3 separate regions of the Homo sapiens genome follow, and all the other regions are linked to region 2. Evidence: read pairs that join two places in POLR2A ChIA-PET (ENCODE). Cell type or tissue: GM12878. All regions are shown on one strand. Region 1 overlaps TMEM120B (transmembrane protein 120B). Region 2 overlaps RNF34 (ring finger protein 34). Region 3 has its middle 29 kb from the start of ACADS.

Region 1 (5,000 bases), 350 kb before region 2:
GCATTAGCCATGAGCCCCGGGCGGCAGTTCATCACCTGAAATGAGGCTTGTGCAACTGAGGCGTTGAATGCTTTATGTTAATTCATTTTTTATTTTTATTTTTATTTTTTTTGAGACAGAGTTTCGCTCTTGTCACCCAGGCTGGAGTGCAATGGTGTGCCTTGGCTGGTGACAGCCCCGTGAGGTAGATTTTATGATTTTCATGTCCCAGATGGGGAAGCCAAGACTCCCACCACTGTCCTGTCTAAGTCAAGGTCACACAGCCAGTGAGGGCAGAGCTGGGATTTGAACATGTGTCTCATCTGTCTCTAGTGACCTCACCCTTAAGCACTGTTCCATGGGGGAGCTGGCTGAAGACTTTTGGAGGTCCCTGGGTTGAGGGGGATCCAGTGGGGAGAGGGTGGCCATGCCCCATCACCAGCAAGGGGTTAGGAGCAGACATGGCCTGGTGGTACTCCGTGGAGAGGCCACTTGTCCTGAGAGGTGTCTGGCAGAGAAGGAACGGGGGGCAGGCTGGTGCCACCCAGCACCTGCAACAGCTGCGGACAGGGCAGGGGGATTCCTGGGCCTCCACGTTCCTTGTTCAGTGGAAGGAAGTGGAGGGGCGGGGGGCTGGTCACCAATGAGCCTGAAAAGCTCTCAGTTCTCACTGTGGGGATTTTAAAAAAATACCGGGGCAGGATGACTAAGTGCAGTGTAGAACCCTGGGCTGGGCTGGCTCCTCAACGGGGAAAAAAATAAAGGACAATATTGGTGAAATGGTCAAAATCTGACTATGGTCTGTGGATCAGATTAGAATGCAGAGTCCATGCGGTTTCTGGGGGCTTGGGGCAGGGGAGAGAACGCCCTTGTTCTCAGCAGATAGGCGCTGAGCTAAGGGGTGAAGAGGCAGATGTCTACAGTTACCGTGCCCTGACAGGGAGAAACAGAAGTGTCTGTCTCCAGATAAAGTCAGAGGGGCCAATGCAAACAGGTGGTGAATCACAGTCAGAGAGCTCTTCATACTCGTGTTGCAATTTTACTGTAAGTTTGAAACTGTCAATACAAAAAGTTACAAAGAATTGTTTATAAAGAAGAAGAAGAAAAAAGCAAACCCAACCAAGCTCAAGCCTAGATCCGTATTTGGATTCAGCTCGTCTCGGGGCGGAGCCAGGCGTCACGGCCTCCGGATTAAAGTATCCCCCCAGGGAGTGTGCTCTGTGAATCTGGGTGGGGAGGGCGCTCGGTGCTGTTCCCAGCAACCCACCACCCTCCTCCTAGTGCTTGCAAGAATAGGCAGGGAACTCAGCTGACTGCATCAGAACCTGAGAAGCTGGAGGCTGAAGCCAGACACCAGCCTCTCAGGACTTGGGGACACTATGAGCCCACTCAGCCCCACAGGTCTGAATCTTTGGGGAGGGGAGGGTTCCAGTCTGCACTCTGCCCTTGACCATCAGGGCAGGGGGATCACACTGGCTATCGGCATCATCTCTAGCAGTTTCTCCAGCCCCAGCCCTAGAATCAGGCCAAGCTCTCAGCACTGCGTGGGTTTGATCTTGAGGATTCTTTACCACCATCCAGGACTGGGGGGCTGCCGCTCATGGGTTTTGTTGTTAAGAGACAGGGTCTCGCTCTGTCACCCAGGCTGGAGTGCAGTGGCATGATCACGGCTCACTGTAGCCTTGACCTCCTGGGCTCAAGCGATCCTCCGGCCTCAGCCTCCCGAGTAGCTGCGACCACAGGCCTGTGCCAGCACTCCTGGCTTGCTGCCCATTGTATAGATGAGGAAATTGAGGCCCTAAGGCAGGGTCACTTGCCTGGCCCCTTCCCCTTCACCCGTCAGAGTCCAGACAGGGAGGGGACGTCCCCTGACCCCCGCTGCTCTGTGCTTTCAGGGCAAGAAGACTATGACCGGCTGCGGCCCCTGTCCTACCAGAACACCCACCTCGTGCTCATCTGCTATGACGTCATGAATCCCACCAGCTACGACAACGTCCTCATCAAGGTGAGGCCGGCCTCCTGGGTGGTGGCCCCACATCTGGGCCCGGCCGCACCCCTGATCCCGCCTCCTCCCTCCACAGTGGTTCCCTGAGGTCACGCATTTCTGCCGCGGGATCCCCATGGTGCTCATCGGCTGCAAGACAGACCTGAGGAAGGACAAGGAGCAGCTGCGGAAGCTCCGGGCCGCCCAGCTGGAGCCCATCACCTACATGCAGGTGGGCCGGGGCCAAGACCCTGGGGCACAGCCGTGGCTGTGAAGCCTCCCGGACCTTTGGCCTCTGCAACTGGGGTGCCTTAGTGGCCTTTCAGGGAGCTGAGGGAAGCAAGATTCTAAGAATAATTTTTAACTATTAGTATTGATGGCCTGTGGACCTGAGCACTTTACACGACTACTCCCAATCCTTAGGACTCGGAGGCAGGCGCTGTTCACATCCCCCAGTTTACAGGGGGAGAAACTGAGGCCCAGAGAGGTTAAGCAGCTTGCCCAGGGCCACACAGCTAGCGAGAAGTGGAGCCAGGATCTGGTCCCATCCACTGCAATCCAAAGTCTGTGCTATGAGCCGCCGTCCTGTCGTGTCCTGTCTGCCTTGTTTGAAAGTAGGCGTCCCCTTCACGGGCCAATTGACCGTGCAACTCTTTGGGTGAGGCATGGGGGAATAAACAGAATAAAAGGAATGCAAAGGCAAAAAGAAACTTTCACAAGAAATAACCATTAATAAGGGCAAATCCGGCCGGGCATAGTGGCTCACGCCTGTAATCCCAGCACTTTGGGAGGCCGAGGCGGGCGAATCACCTGAGGTTGGGAGTTTGAGACCAGCCTGACCAACATGAGAGAAACCCCATCTCTACTAAAAATACAACATTAGCCGGGCATGGTGGCGCATGCCTGTAATCCCAGCTACTCGGGAGGCTGAGGCAGGAGAATCGCTTGAACCTGGGTGGCAGAGGTTGTGATGAACCAAGATCGCGCCATTGCACTCCAGCCTGGGTAACAAGAGCAAAACTCCATCTCAAAAATAAATAAATAAAAGGGCAAATTAATTTGCCTAAATGGTACTTTCAGAGAAGGGAGAGAGGTGGCTGGAAGTCCTTTCTGTCTTGAGGCCTCCAACTCTTCTCACAGGCCTGGGAGACACCTGGGGGAACCAACCCCGGGTCTCAGGATTCAGCCCCTCCCTGCCCGGAGCTGGAGAGAGGCCAGGGTGGGGGCCTGGACAGGGCTTCTTCCAACCTGCGGGCTGCACTGCCCTGGCCCTCCATTCCACCCACACACTGTGAGGGGCAGCCAGGATGGAGGAGACAGACAGGCCCAAACCAAGGCCTCCATCCCTGCAGAGTCCTCAGAGCCAGTCCCAAACCCACCAGGTGGTGCTAGGAGACCTCCAGGGGCCCCTCACCTAATGCTGGCTCCTCCCCCCACCCAGGGCCTGAGCGCCTGCGAACAGATCCGAGCTGCTCTCTACCTGGAATGTTCCGCCAAGTTTCGGGAGAATGTGGAGGACGTCTTCCGGGAGGCCGCCAAGGTGGCTCTCAGCGCTCTGAAGAAGGCGCAACGGCAGAAGAAGCGCCGGCTCTGCCTGCTGCTCTGACCCAGGGCAGACAGACCTCACGACAGCACTGACAGGGCCCGGGGGCCCAGGTGCCGATTGCACCAGGGAGGCTGCCCCATCCCGACCCTCCAGCTCATGGTGTCTGGGGCCTGCGGCTAGACTCTTGGAACATTCTGGAACTCTCTCCTTTCCTGGCTGGGGCTCTGACCACAAACTCCCCTCCAGGCTGCCCCTGGGACATGGTGGTGATGTGGGTGCAGGAGCCAGTGTCTGTTGTCGGGACTCGCAAGTGCCCTCATCACAGCCACCCCCACCACGAGTGTCTCCCCAGTGCAGACTCAAGTTATGCTTGAAATGAAAAAGTCTATCTGGTAGTGGGTAAACGTAGACCTGGCACTGTTCCACGCGGGCGCCCCAAGCCTGCCACTCCTGTGTCCCTGCCTCCCTGGGCTCCCGAGATAGGCACCACTGTATCCTCCAGCTCCTTCCTTCCTTCCCCCAGGAACACGGAGGCCACCGAGGGGGCTGGGCCTATCAGGAGGACACAGGCTGCAGCCTGGCACCCACCCCTCCCATCTCCACCCCACATGGAAGACTTGTCTTCAACTTGGCCACTGTCTTTGCAGAGCTGGGCACATGTGCCCAGGGGGCAGAAAAAATGGCTTCTCAGTTGTTAAAAGTATACCCTGGACCACCCATCTGACCATCTCCTTAAGGTTTCACCCAAAGCCCCCAGTGTCAGAGACTTGGGATGGGAAGAACAGTCGGCTCCCAGTGTGGTCATGAGCAAGTTTTCTGTGGACTGTTCCCCCCACTGTGGTAGGACAGGACTGGCCCACTTAGTCCTCAAGCTCCCAACCTGCTGTCCCTCAAGCCCCGCTTCTACCAGCCTGTGGAGTTCAGGAGGCGAGACATCCTGGCCTCCTTTGAGAACTGATGGGATCTACCCCCTGTCCACGCGGGACAGTTTCTCAGAACTGGTTCATAGACCACCTGTGTCACCAACAGCCAGATACCTAATCCCTGAGCCTCCTTTGGGAAGGTCTGGGGCCGAGGGTCTGGGAATTTTTTTTTTTTTTTTTTTTTGGGACAGAGTCTCATTCTGTCACTCAGGCTAGAGTGCAGTGGCATGATCTTGGCTCACTGCAAGCTCCACCTCCTGGGTTCAAGCGATTCTCTTGCCTCAGCCTCCTGAGTAGCTGGGACTACATGCGCACACCACCACGTCCGGCTAATTTTTGTATTTTTAGTAGAGACAGGGTTTCACCATGTTGGCCAGGCTGGTCTTGAACTCCTGACCTCGTGATCCACCCGCCTTAGCCTCCCAAAGTGCTGGGATTACAGGCGTGAGCCACCGTGCCCGGCCCAGGACTTTTAAAACAAGCATCCCAGGGGATTCCGGTGCCTACCAGAAGTCGCAAGCTGCTTGGCTCTGGAGGGCGCCTAGGAGTCGGTGTCGCCTAAGATGGG
Region 2 (5,000 bases):
TTTCTTGCTGATGGCTGAGTTTTCTATTTGTCCCTTTTATTTTTACTATGGCAAAACAGTTTTAATTAAAATGAGACAAGGCCACGTGGAGTGGATCCAGCACTTTGGGAGGGATCACCTGAGGTCAGGAGTTCAAGACCAGCCTGACCACAATATGGTGAAACCCCATCTCTACTAAAAATACAAAAATTAGCCAGGAGTGGTGGTGCATGCCTGTAGTCCCAGCTACTCAGGAGGCTGAGACAGGAGAATCGCTTGAACCCAGGACACGGAGGTTGCAGTGAGCTGAGATTGCGCCATTATACTCCAGCCTGGCGACCGCGAGACCGCATTTCAAAAAAAAAAGAGAAAGATCTCATCTAGATACATGTCTCCTGTTAATTTAAATCCACAGACCCTTGTTGACTCAATCTAAAGACACTTGAAGCCACTGTACCCCAGAATTTAACTCAGGAATCCACTTCACTCCATGGTTTATAAAAATGTGACTTTCTTTTGTAAGCCTGATTGATTGTTTAAAATGCAGTGTCCTCATGAATGGTAATATTTGTTTTCTTGACAGCCTGAGTTCTCCAAACCTCCAAACATTAATAATATAGCTACCCTGATATCCAGTAAAGTCATCCTCTTCCTTAAGAATTGCTTTAAGGTTAATCATTGTTCTCTGGTGAACGGATCCCGTAGTCACTCATTAGTAGCCAAGACAGATTTGTGGCTGCAACTGGGACTAGTTAAGGGAAGTAGGGCTCAGGGTTAGAAGGCAGTGTTTCTCCTCTAAGGGTTCCTGGAGCACACAGGTCTGCTAGGGAGGGGCTGCCAGGGCTGGGGATCCAAGCCACCACATGGATGTGCAATACAGCAGAGACACAGCAGATCTGTAGTTTCAGGACAGGCCATTGTATAACACAGTGGCCATAAACTCTCCCAAGAGTACTGAACAATCCAGTAAGATTGTACTTCAGTACAAATCCATGGTCTCTGTACAGACCTATTTTATTTTATTTATTTTGAGACAGAGTCTCGCTCTTGTCCAGGCTGGAGTGCAGTGGTATGATCTCAGCTCACTGCAACCTCTGCCTCCCAGGTTCAAGCAATTCTCCTGCCTCAGCCTCCCCAGTAGTTGGGACTACAGGTGCCTGCCACCATGCCCAGTTAACTTTTGTATTTTTAGTAGAGATAGGGTTTCACCCACCATGTTGGCCAGGCTGGTCTCGAACTCCTGACCTCAGGTGATCTGCTGGTCTCAGCCTCCTAAAGTGCTGGGATTACAGGGATGAGCCACCGTCCCCAGCCTCTTTTATTTTTAAAATGAGCCAAAGATGAGGCCAGCCGAGGCTAAATGCTACAAGCAACTACTCTGAGCCTACACGCCATGTCTGATGAAGTAATGAAAGGACCATAAACCCAAGGGAATGTTTGCTGTGTCAAATCACAGCTTAGTAACCTAGAAAAGAGGCTCTGTCCCTTCCTCTAGGGAATCTGATGTTTACAAAGGAAGACACCATGGCACCTCAAATGACATCCTTTCATATTGTGAAGATGGGATAAAGAGACTTCACTGTATTCCACTGCAGACTTATCCATATGACATGACCTATTTAAAAAATTTACTTAAAGCAGCATGGGGCTGGGTGCAGTGGCTCATACCTGTAACCCCAGCACTTTGAGAGGCCGAGGCGGGCGAATCACCCGAGGTCAGGAGTTTGAGACCAGCCTGGCCAACATGGTAAAACCCTGTCTCTATTAAAAATACAAAATTAGCTGGGAGTGTAGTATGCACCTGTGATCCCAGCTACTCAGGAGGAAAAGGCAGAAGAATCACTTGAACCTGGGAAGCGGAGGTTGCGATAAGCCAAGATTGCACCATTGAACTTCAGCCTGGGCAACAGAGCAAGACTCTGTCTAAAAAAAAAAAAAAAAAAAAAAAATTGTTTAAAATTATCCAGGCATGGTGGTATGCATTATATGCCAGCTCCTGGGGAGGCTGAGGCGGGAGGGCTGCTTGAGCCCAGAAGTTAAGACTGTAGTGAGCTATGATCATGCCACTGTACTCTGCCTGGGTGGGCAACAGCAAGACTCTGTCTTTAAAAAAAAAAGGGGGGGGAGGGGGTAGAAAGGCATGCCAGTTTAAAAATTCAAATTCCAGGGGGAAATGCTTGCCCTCTGCCAAACAAGCCAATTTCCAAGTATCAAGCCTGTTACACTAAACATTTCTGTTGTCTGACATTTCTATTATCTGGCTAATAAACCAGGGTTACTTCAAACTACTATCTAAAAAATCCACCAAGCATTTTGTACTCTTTCTATAAAGAAGCCACTAAAACTTAATACACAAATCTAAGAGTAAACATTAAACTGCTTTAAACTAAGACTGTATAAATCTGAATTTTTGAATTTAAGTTTAGACAAAACCAGCACCTACTGCTTAGCTTCTATGGCCTGGATTTAAAGACTTGCCACCACCAAGTTACCAATTTGGAGGAAATGTTAAGATTTCCAGAGTCTCATCAAAAGATTACTTTGGGAGGAAGAGGCGGGTGGATCATGAGGTCAGGAGATTGAGACTATCCTGGCTAACACAGTGAAACCCCGTCTCTACTAAATATACAGAAAAATTAGCCGGGCGTGGTGGCGGGTGCCTGTAGTCCCAGCTACTTGGGAGGCTGAGGCAGGAGAATGGCATGAACCCAGGAGGTGGAATTTGCAGTGAGCTGAGATCACGCCACTGCACTCCGGCCTGGGCAACAGAGCGAGACTCTGTCTCAAAAAAAAAAAAAAAGTTTAGACAAAAAGCACAAGTGCCCACAAAACTCTGGCAACTTATGCTGCTTCTAAAGGGAAACCATGACCTGCTCAAGCCAGTTACTACCAATTGTGGTTGCAGACAAACAAGTGGGAGGCCTTGATTTACATGCTTTGATCTTCAAAAGCAGAAAATTTTTTTCTTTACTATTAGCCACACAAACTTTCTGCCCAAAGCACAGGGGCATCTGCCTCCTGGTGTTCACAGGTATTTTCAGCTCTGTTGATGGACTAATAAATTCTGAGCACCCAAGGCCATATGTGTTACTCACTGCACAGTCAGGAGATAACAGACTCTGAGAAGTGGCCACTCCCAGCTGCACTGAAATGACAGTTGGTCTCAACTCAACCATCCTGAGTCAAGTCAAGTTGGACCTAAAAGAGATTTCACAACATTTTTGCATAATAGCTCAAGTTCCTCTTTTTTTTTTTTTTTTTTTGAGACGGAGTTTCGCTCGTCGCCCAGCCTGGAGTGCAATGGCACGATCTTGGCTCACTGCAACCTCCGCCTTCCAGTTTCAGGCGATTCTCCTGCCTCAGCCTCCTGAGTAGTTGGGATTACAGGGACCCGCCACCATGCCCAGCTAATTTTCGTATTTTTAGTTGAGACAGTTTCACCATGTTGACCAGGCTGGTCTCGAACTCTTGACCTCATGATCCACCCGCCTCAGCCTCCCAAAGTGCTAGGATTACAGGCATGAGCCACCACACCTGGCCCAAGTTTCTCATTTCTTATGTGGTACTGGAAGGGTTAAGAGCAACTCTGGCATCAGAGCTAGGTTCAAATTCTGCATAGCCACTTTTTAACCATGAGGTTTTAGACAAGTCTAACTTCTCAGAGGTTAGAGAAGCAAAGCAATGTTTATTTCAGAAAGTTGCTTTGAGGACTGCAGAGGCAACTACAGCACCTAGCGCAATACCTGGACACAAGAAACAGCACATCAGCAGTTAACCTTACTGATAAGCAAGCAGGAAATGTAAGCACTGTTGCTCATGTGGCATTGTTTTTTTCTTTTTTTTCTTTTTTTTTTTTTTTGAGACAAGGTCTGGCTCTGTTACCCAAGTTGGATTTCAGTGGTGTGATCTTGGCTCACTGTAACCTCCACACCCAAGGCTCAAGCCATCCTCCTACCTCAGCCTCCTGAGTAGCTGGGACTACCACGCCTGGCTAATTTTTTCCAAAGACAGGGTTTCGCCATGTTGTCCAAGCTAGTCTTGAACTTGTGAGCTCAAGCATTCCTCCAGCCTCAACCTCACAAGGTCCTAGGATTACAGGCGTGAGCCACCGCACCCGGCCCCCATGTGACATCTTTGAAGGTGCTCCCACCATCTCTTCTGAAGAGGGGTGCTAGGCCAGGTCACTTGATTTAGGAACTGACCAAGACAATGTAAACAAAAGCTTTTAAAACTAATTTTATTCCTAAAGTTAAAATCAGCTAGCGGGTAGCACTGAAAATACACCTTCACTATACAAAACAATGTAAACTGATTACACATTAATAAGGAATTTAGCACACACACTTCTAATAAAAGAAGCTAGATGCAGCCCTTGCTATAAAAAGCTATACCTGAACAAAAATGGACATGTGGAGTCTAAGGCCCTGGCAGTCGACTAGAGAATGTCAGTTGTTCCCAATTATGTTTAAATGCAGAAACAGCAACAATGTGGAAACTTACATTCATCAAATGTTAGCATTTAAAATATACATGACTAATAAAGTGAACATTCAGAGGAGCCACTGCTCAGCATGTTCCATGTCGGCCACTTGTGGACACTGATCTCATCCAAAGAGGACAGAAGTTTCAAACATCTGAGCAGTTTAAGTTAAAAATAGGATGAAGGGGAAATAAGAGAACAGGATAAGTGTCCTCCCAAGACAGCAGTGGCTGATGCCCACATGGCGCAAACAGGCTGACTTCAATGAGTGTTCACGGGATGTGTGATAAAGCCCAGCTGAGCCCGGGAAGCTCACGTGTCCACAGGCAGACAGGCTCACGGCATGGACCAATGTTTCCACAACTCAGGATGGATCTTTCTGTCCCCACTTAGTAGTCAAAATAATGTTTTAAAATAGCTTCAGCCTTTGAACATAACTTTCCAGTCCCTTCTGTGCATTGAAATGTTGGGGGTCAAGTTTGGGGGTGACTGTCCTGGTGAGGGGAGCCTGTTTCAGGACTTGAACACGTGCACGGCTCGC
Region 3 (5,000 bases), 670 kb after region 2:
GTCATCTCAGATCTTCAGTCTCATTATGTAACGGCAGATTTTATCATCCATTTTATGTACCCAAAGTTTCAAGGGCAGCTAATTTGCCCCAGATCTTCCTGCTTCCAGAGACTGAGCTCATTGCCCAGATTATGAGAAAATAATCACAGCCAGGTTTTGTAGACACGACTTGTTTAGCATACATACAGAACTGTGGGGAGTTTCTGTAAACAGGGAAGGACCATGCAAACAGCATCGTATTGGAGATGGAGATCCACCAACCCTAGTAGGTGGCAGGAAAGAGCTGGGGTTTTGGCTGCCAAGCCCTGGGCTGACCCAGCTGCTGTCCAGAAGGGGCATGCCGACACCTTCCTCTCCAATAATGCTGCAGCAGTGTTGACCATTACTCATGAGAGGGTATCACCTCACACAAACTAGGAGTTCCTAGGAGGAGGGGACCAGGATGCATGCCTCCTAGCAAGCCAGGCTTAAACTAGAATCTTTGAGGCATTCAAAGCAACTGGATTTCATTGTTAAAATTATGACTACCCTATTGCTGATTGATTTTTTTTTTTTTAAGACAGGGTCTTACTGTGTTGCCTAGGCTGGAATGCACTGGTGCAGCCATAGCTTACTGCAACCTCCTACTCTTGAGCTCAAGCAATCCTGCCTCCCAAAGTGCTGGGATTACAGGCATGAGCCACCACACCCAACCCACTGCTGATATTAAAACAAGCCATAAAAACATAAAAACAACTGTCAGCTGCTGTTCTGATCCCCAGTAATACTGGGCTGTTATTCAAATCAATCCTCTGGCTAAAAACAACTTTAAAATATACATGAAATACAGAAAATACCATGTATAAGCCCTGCCTAAATCTGATTTCTGAAATACACAGAGGGCAGACTCTAAACAGCCCAGCTAAGGCCAAAAGAAATAAAGACAAATTTCAGCTGCTGCCCACCAGAGGAGGATCAAAGGGTTTTTTTTGCTTGTGTTTTGCCTTTTCTTTTCTTTTCTTTTTTTTTTTTTTTTGAGACTGAGTCTCGCTCTGTCACCCAGGCTGGAGTGCAGTGGTGCAATCTCGGCTCACTGCAAGCTCCGCCTCCCGGGTTCACGCCATTCTCCTGCCTCAGCCTCCAGAGTAGCTGGGACTACAGGCGCCCACCACCATGCCCGGCTAATTTTTTGTATTTTTTTTAGTAGAGACGGGGTTTCACCGTGTTAGACAGGATGGTCTCGATCTCCTGACCTCGTGATCCACCCACCTCGGCCTCCCAAAGTGCTGGGATTACAGGCGTGAGCCACTGAGCCCGGCCGCCTTCCTTTTCTTAAATTTGAGACAAAGTCTGTGTCTGTCACCCACACTGCAGTGCAGTGGTACAATCATAGCTCACTGCAGCCTTGATCTCCTAAGCTCAAGCAATCCTCTCAGCTCAGCCTCCCAAGTATTAATAGCTGGGACTACAGGCACATACCACCAACTACTTGGGAGGTTTTTATTTGTAGAGATGGGGTCTTGCTGTGTTGCCCAGACTGGTCTCAAACTCCTGGCCTCAAGCCATCCTTTCGCCTTGGCCTCCCAAAATGCTAGGATTACAGGCATGAGGCACTGTCCCTGGCTGGAATCAAAGTTTTAAATCTTGAGTTCAGCCGTTAAATGCCTGCTGTAAAAAAAACAAAACAAAACAAAAAAAAAAACACTTCACCAGATTTTCTGCAATTATATAATTCAAAACTGCTATACATATGAACAAGAAAATGTGATCTATGCTCAAGAAGCAATTGACAGAAACTGACTCTGATATGACTGACATGTTGGAATTAACATTCAAGATGTTTAAAGTAATTATAACCATGCTCCAGGATGTAAAGGAAAATATGCTCATAATGAGCAAATAGGAATTGTCAGCAGATAAATCATGACAAAAAGAACCAAATAAAAATTCTAGAACTTAAAAATACAACACATGAAGTCAATTCACTAGATAGGATTAACAGCACATTGGCAGATTAAAGAATCATTAAACTGGCAATAGAGCTGGGATTAGTAAACCTGTGAGGGGTCAGGTAATATTTTTAGCTTTGTGGGTCAAAAATCCCCTTTATAACTACTCATTTCTGCCATCATAGTGTGGAAGCAAGCAGCCACTGTAAATGAGAATAAACATTCCACCTGTGGCCAGTTTCCCAAACCCTGAAATATCCAATCTAAAAAACAGAAAAGATACAGAAAAAATGATCAGAGCCTCAGTTATCTGTGAACAGTGTCAAGCAGTCTTAACATATATATAGTTGGAGTCACAGAATGAGGGAAGAGAGAATGAGGCAGAAAGGTTTAAAAAAAAAAATGGCCAAATATGGGGAAAGAGTCAAGAAACATGGCAAATCTCAAGCAAAATAAATAAAGGAACATCACACCCAGGGACTTCATAGTCTGAAAACTAAACATAGAAAGTCTTGAAAGCAACAAGAAAAAAAATGACACACTGCATAGGGGAACAACAATAGATTTACATGAATTTCAGCAAAATTCTCATCAGAAATAGTGAAGACTAGAGGACAATGGAATGACACCTTTAGAAAAAGTAAAATGTGTCAACCCAGAATTCTATATCCAGTGACAATATCTTTCAAGAATGAAAGTGAGGGCCAGGTGCAGTGGCTCATGGCTGTAATCCCAACACTTTGGGAGGCCAAGGCAGGAGGACTGCTTGAGCTCAGGAGTTTAAGACCAGCCTGGGCAACATAGAACCAATCTCTACAAAAACTACAAAAAAAAATTAGCCAAGTATGGTGGCATGCACCTGTAGTCCTAGCTACTTGAGAGGCTGAGGTGGGAGGATGGCTTGAGCCCAGGGGTTTGAGAGTGCAGTGAACTAACTATAGGCACCACTGCAGTCCAGGCTAGGTGACAGAGCAAGACTGTCTCAAAAAAAAAAGAAAAAAAAAAAAAGGACAACTCAAAAATTGGGAGGAAGTATTTGTAAATCATATATCTGATAAGGATTTAGTATTCCAAATATATAAAGAATTCTTGGGCCGGGCGCAGTGGCTTACGCCTGTAATCCCAGCACTTTGGGAGGCCGAGACGGGCGGATCACAAGGTCAGGAGATCGAGACCATCCTGGCTAACACGTGAAACCCCGTCTCTACTAAAAATACAAAAAATTAGCCGGGAGCGGTGGCGGGCGCCTGTAGTCCCAGCTACTCGGGAGGCTGAGGCAGGAGAATGGCGTGAACCCGGGAGGCGGAGCTTGCAGTGAGCTAAGATCGTGCCACTGCACTCCAGCCTGGGCGATAGAGCGAGACTCCGTCCCAAAAAAAAAAAAAAAAGAATTCTTACAACTCAACAATAAAAAAGACAATCCAGTTATTTAAATGGGCAAAAGATACAAATAGAAATTTCTCCAAAAAATATATACAAATGGGCTGGGCGCGGTGGCTCACATCTGTAATCCCAGCACTTTGGGAAGCTGAGGTGGGCAGATCACGAGGTCAGGAGATCGAGACCATCCTGGCCAACCTGGTGAAACCCCGTCTCCACTGAAAATACAAAAATTAGCTAGGCGTGGTGGTGCGTGCCTGTAATCCCAGCTACTCGGGAGGCTGAGGCAGGAGAATCACTTGAACCAGGGAGGCAGAGGTTGCAGTGAGCCAAGATCGTGCCACTGCACTCCAGCCTGGCAACAGAGCCAGATTCCATCTCAAAAAAAAAAAAAATATACACACACACACACACACACACACACACACACACACACACACACACACAAATGACCAATAAGCACATGAAAGGGATGTTCAGCACCATTAGAGAAATGCAAATCAAAACCACAGTGAGACATCACTTCACACCCACTAGGATGACAATAACTTTTTAAAGACAATAACAAGAGTTAGCAAAGATGTACAGAAAATGGAGCCCTCATAACATTGTTGGGGTCGGGCAGGGTGGCTCACACCTGTAATCCCAGCACTTTGGGAGGCCAGGTGGGCAGATCACTTGAGGCCAGGGGTTCGAGAGCAGCCTGGCCAACACAGCGAAAGCCCGTCTCTACTAAAAAATACAAACATTAGCCAGGAGTGGTGGTGGGCACCTGTAATCCCAGCTACTAGGGAGGCTGAGGCACGAGACTCACTTGAACCCGGGAGGTGGAAGTTGCAGTGAGCCAAGATCGCGCCACCACACTCCAGGGTGACAGAATGAGACTTCATCTCAAAAAATAAATAGAAATTTAAAAAAAAATTAAAAAAAAAACCACCATTGCTGGTGGGATTATAAAATGGTGCAGCTGCTTTGGAAAATGGCTTCACAGTTCCACCAAAGGTACCATAGTTACCATATGATCTAGCAGTTTCATTCATAGTTACAGTTTACAAGAATTAAAAATCTGTATCTACCAAAAACTTATACATACATGTGCATAGCAGTATTAATAACCAAAAAGAAGAAACAACCAAAATTGTCATTAACTGAACAAAATGTGTATGTGTACAGATTATTATTCAGGAATGAAATGAATAAAGATGAGGACCATAACCTATACTGTATATTTTCTTATGCATCCTAAGCTAGAAACCAGGGTTACCTTTGGAGAGGGAATTGGGAGTCATAGAGGCTGCCTACAATTTTGAACACATACCAATATTTTTATTCAAAAATTAAAAATTAAAATCTTCAAAATGTAACACTGCTGTAAACTCTTACCATCAAACTACATAAGCAAAACTGCAACACGAGAAATCGATAGAAATAAAAATGTAATTGAAGAATAACACAATTTCTTTCAGTCTCTGACAATGCAAGTAGAAAAAGAATGTGTATAGAGAGAAAAAGCTCATAGTGCCTAAGACAGATCGATCATCTGTTCTCCCCAGCACCACTAATGAAGTTCTCCCTTTTCTTCCGGAGTGATACCACCATTCATCCAGCTGGACAGGACAGAGCCCTTCTCCCTCCATCCCCATGACCAGGAAATGCATCACTGACTCTTGTTTGTTTAACCTGCCTGCCATT

What was found. ChIA-PET counts read pairs that join two places held together with the same protein. Peaks named below come from ENCODE experiments on the same cell type or tissue, not always from the same donor. Only the 100,000 strongest peaks of a DNase experiment are listed, where the experiment ranks them.
Region 1: POLR2A ChIA-PET joins it to region 2 with 8 read pairs; 2 of 35 experiments call an interaction of 5 or more read pairs at or near these places.
Region 3: POLR2A ChIA-PET joins it to region 2 with 6 read pairs; 2 of 35 experiments call an interaction of 5 or more read pairs at or near these places.

Annotation. Positions count from the first base shown.
Region 1 is chr12:121,778,067-121,783,066 of GRCh38, reverse strand. It overlaps TMEM120B (transmembrane protein 120B), which reads right to left. Exons shown (of 12, transcript NM_001080825.2): 12 at 999-5,000. It overlaps RHOF (ras homolog family member F, filopodia associated), which reads left to right. Exons shown (of 5, transcript NM_019034.3): 3 at 1,875-1,984; 4 at 2,061-2,195; 5 at 3,405-5,000. The coding sequence ends at 3,569. Among named protein-coding and RNA genes, the nearest start is that of RHOF, 13 kb to the left of the region's middle. RefSeq lists enhancers at 985-1,054, 1,095-1,154, 3,064-3,582, 3,583-4,101. In GM12878, no CTCF peak of the experiment used is centred here; no DNase peak of the experiment used is centred here; H3K4me3 peaks cover 1,478 bases; H3K27ac peaks cover 2,679 bases.
Region 2 is chr12:121,423,549-121,428,548 of GRCh38, reverse strand. RNF34 (ring finger protein 34) reads right to left here. Exons shown (of 6, transcript NM_025126.4): 6 at 4,201-5,000. The coding sequence ends at 4,973. It also overlaps a transcript of KDM2B not described here. Among named protein-coding and RNA genes, the nearest start is that of MIR7107, 18 kb to the left of the region's middle. RefSeq lists an enhancer at 2,960-3,039. In GM12878, a CTCF peak has its summit at 2,999 (motif pointing left); a DNase peak (open chromatin) is centred at 3,108; H3K27ac peaks cover 2,313 bases.
Region 3 is chr12:120,752,546-120,757,545 of GRCh38, reverse strand. No RefSeq gene overlaps it. Among named protein-coding and RNA genes, the nearest start is that of ACADS, 29 kb to the right of the region's middle. In GM12878, no CTCF peak of the experiment used is centred here; DNase peaks (open chromatin) are centred at 2,055 and 3,820.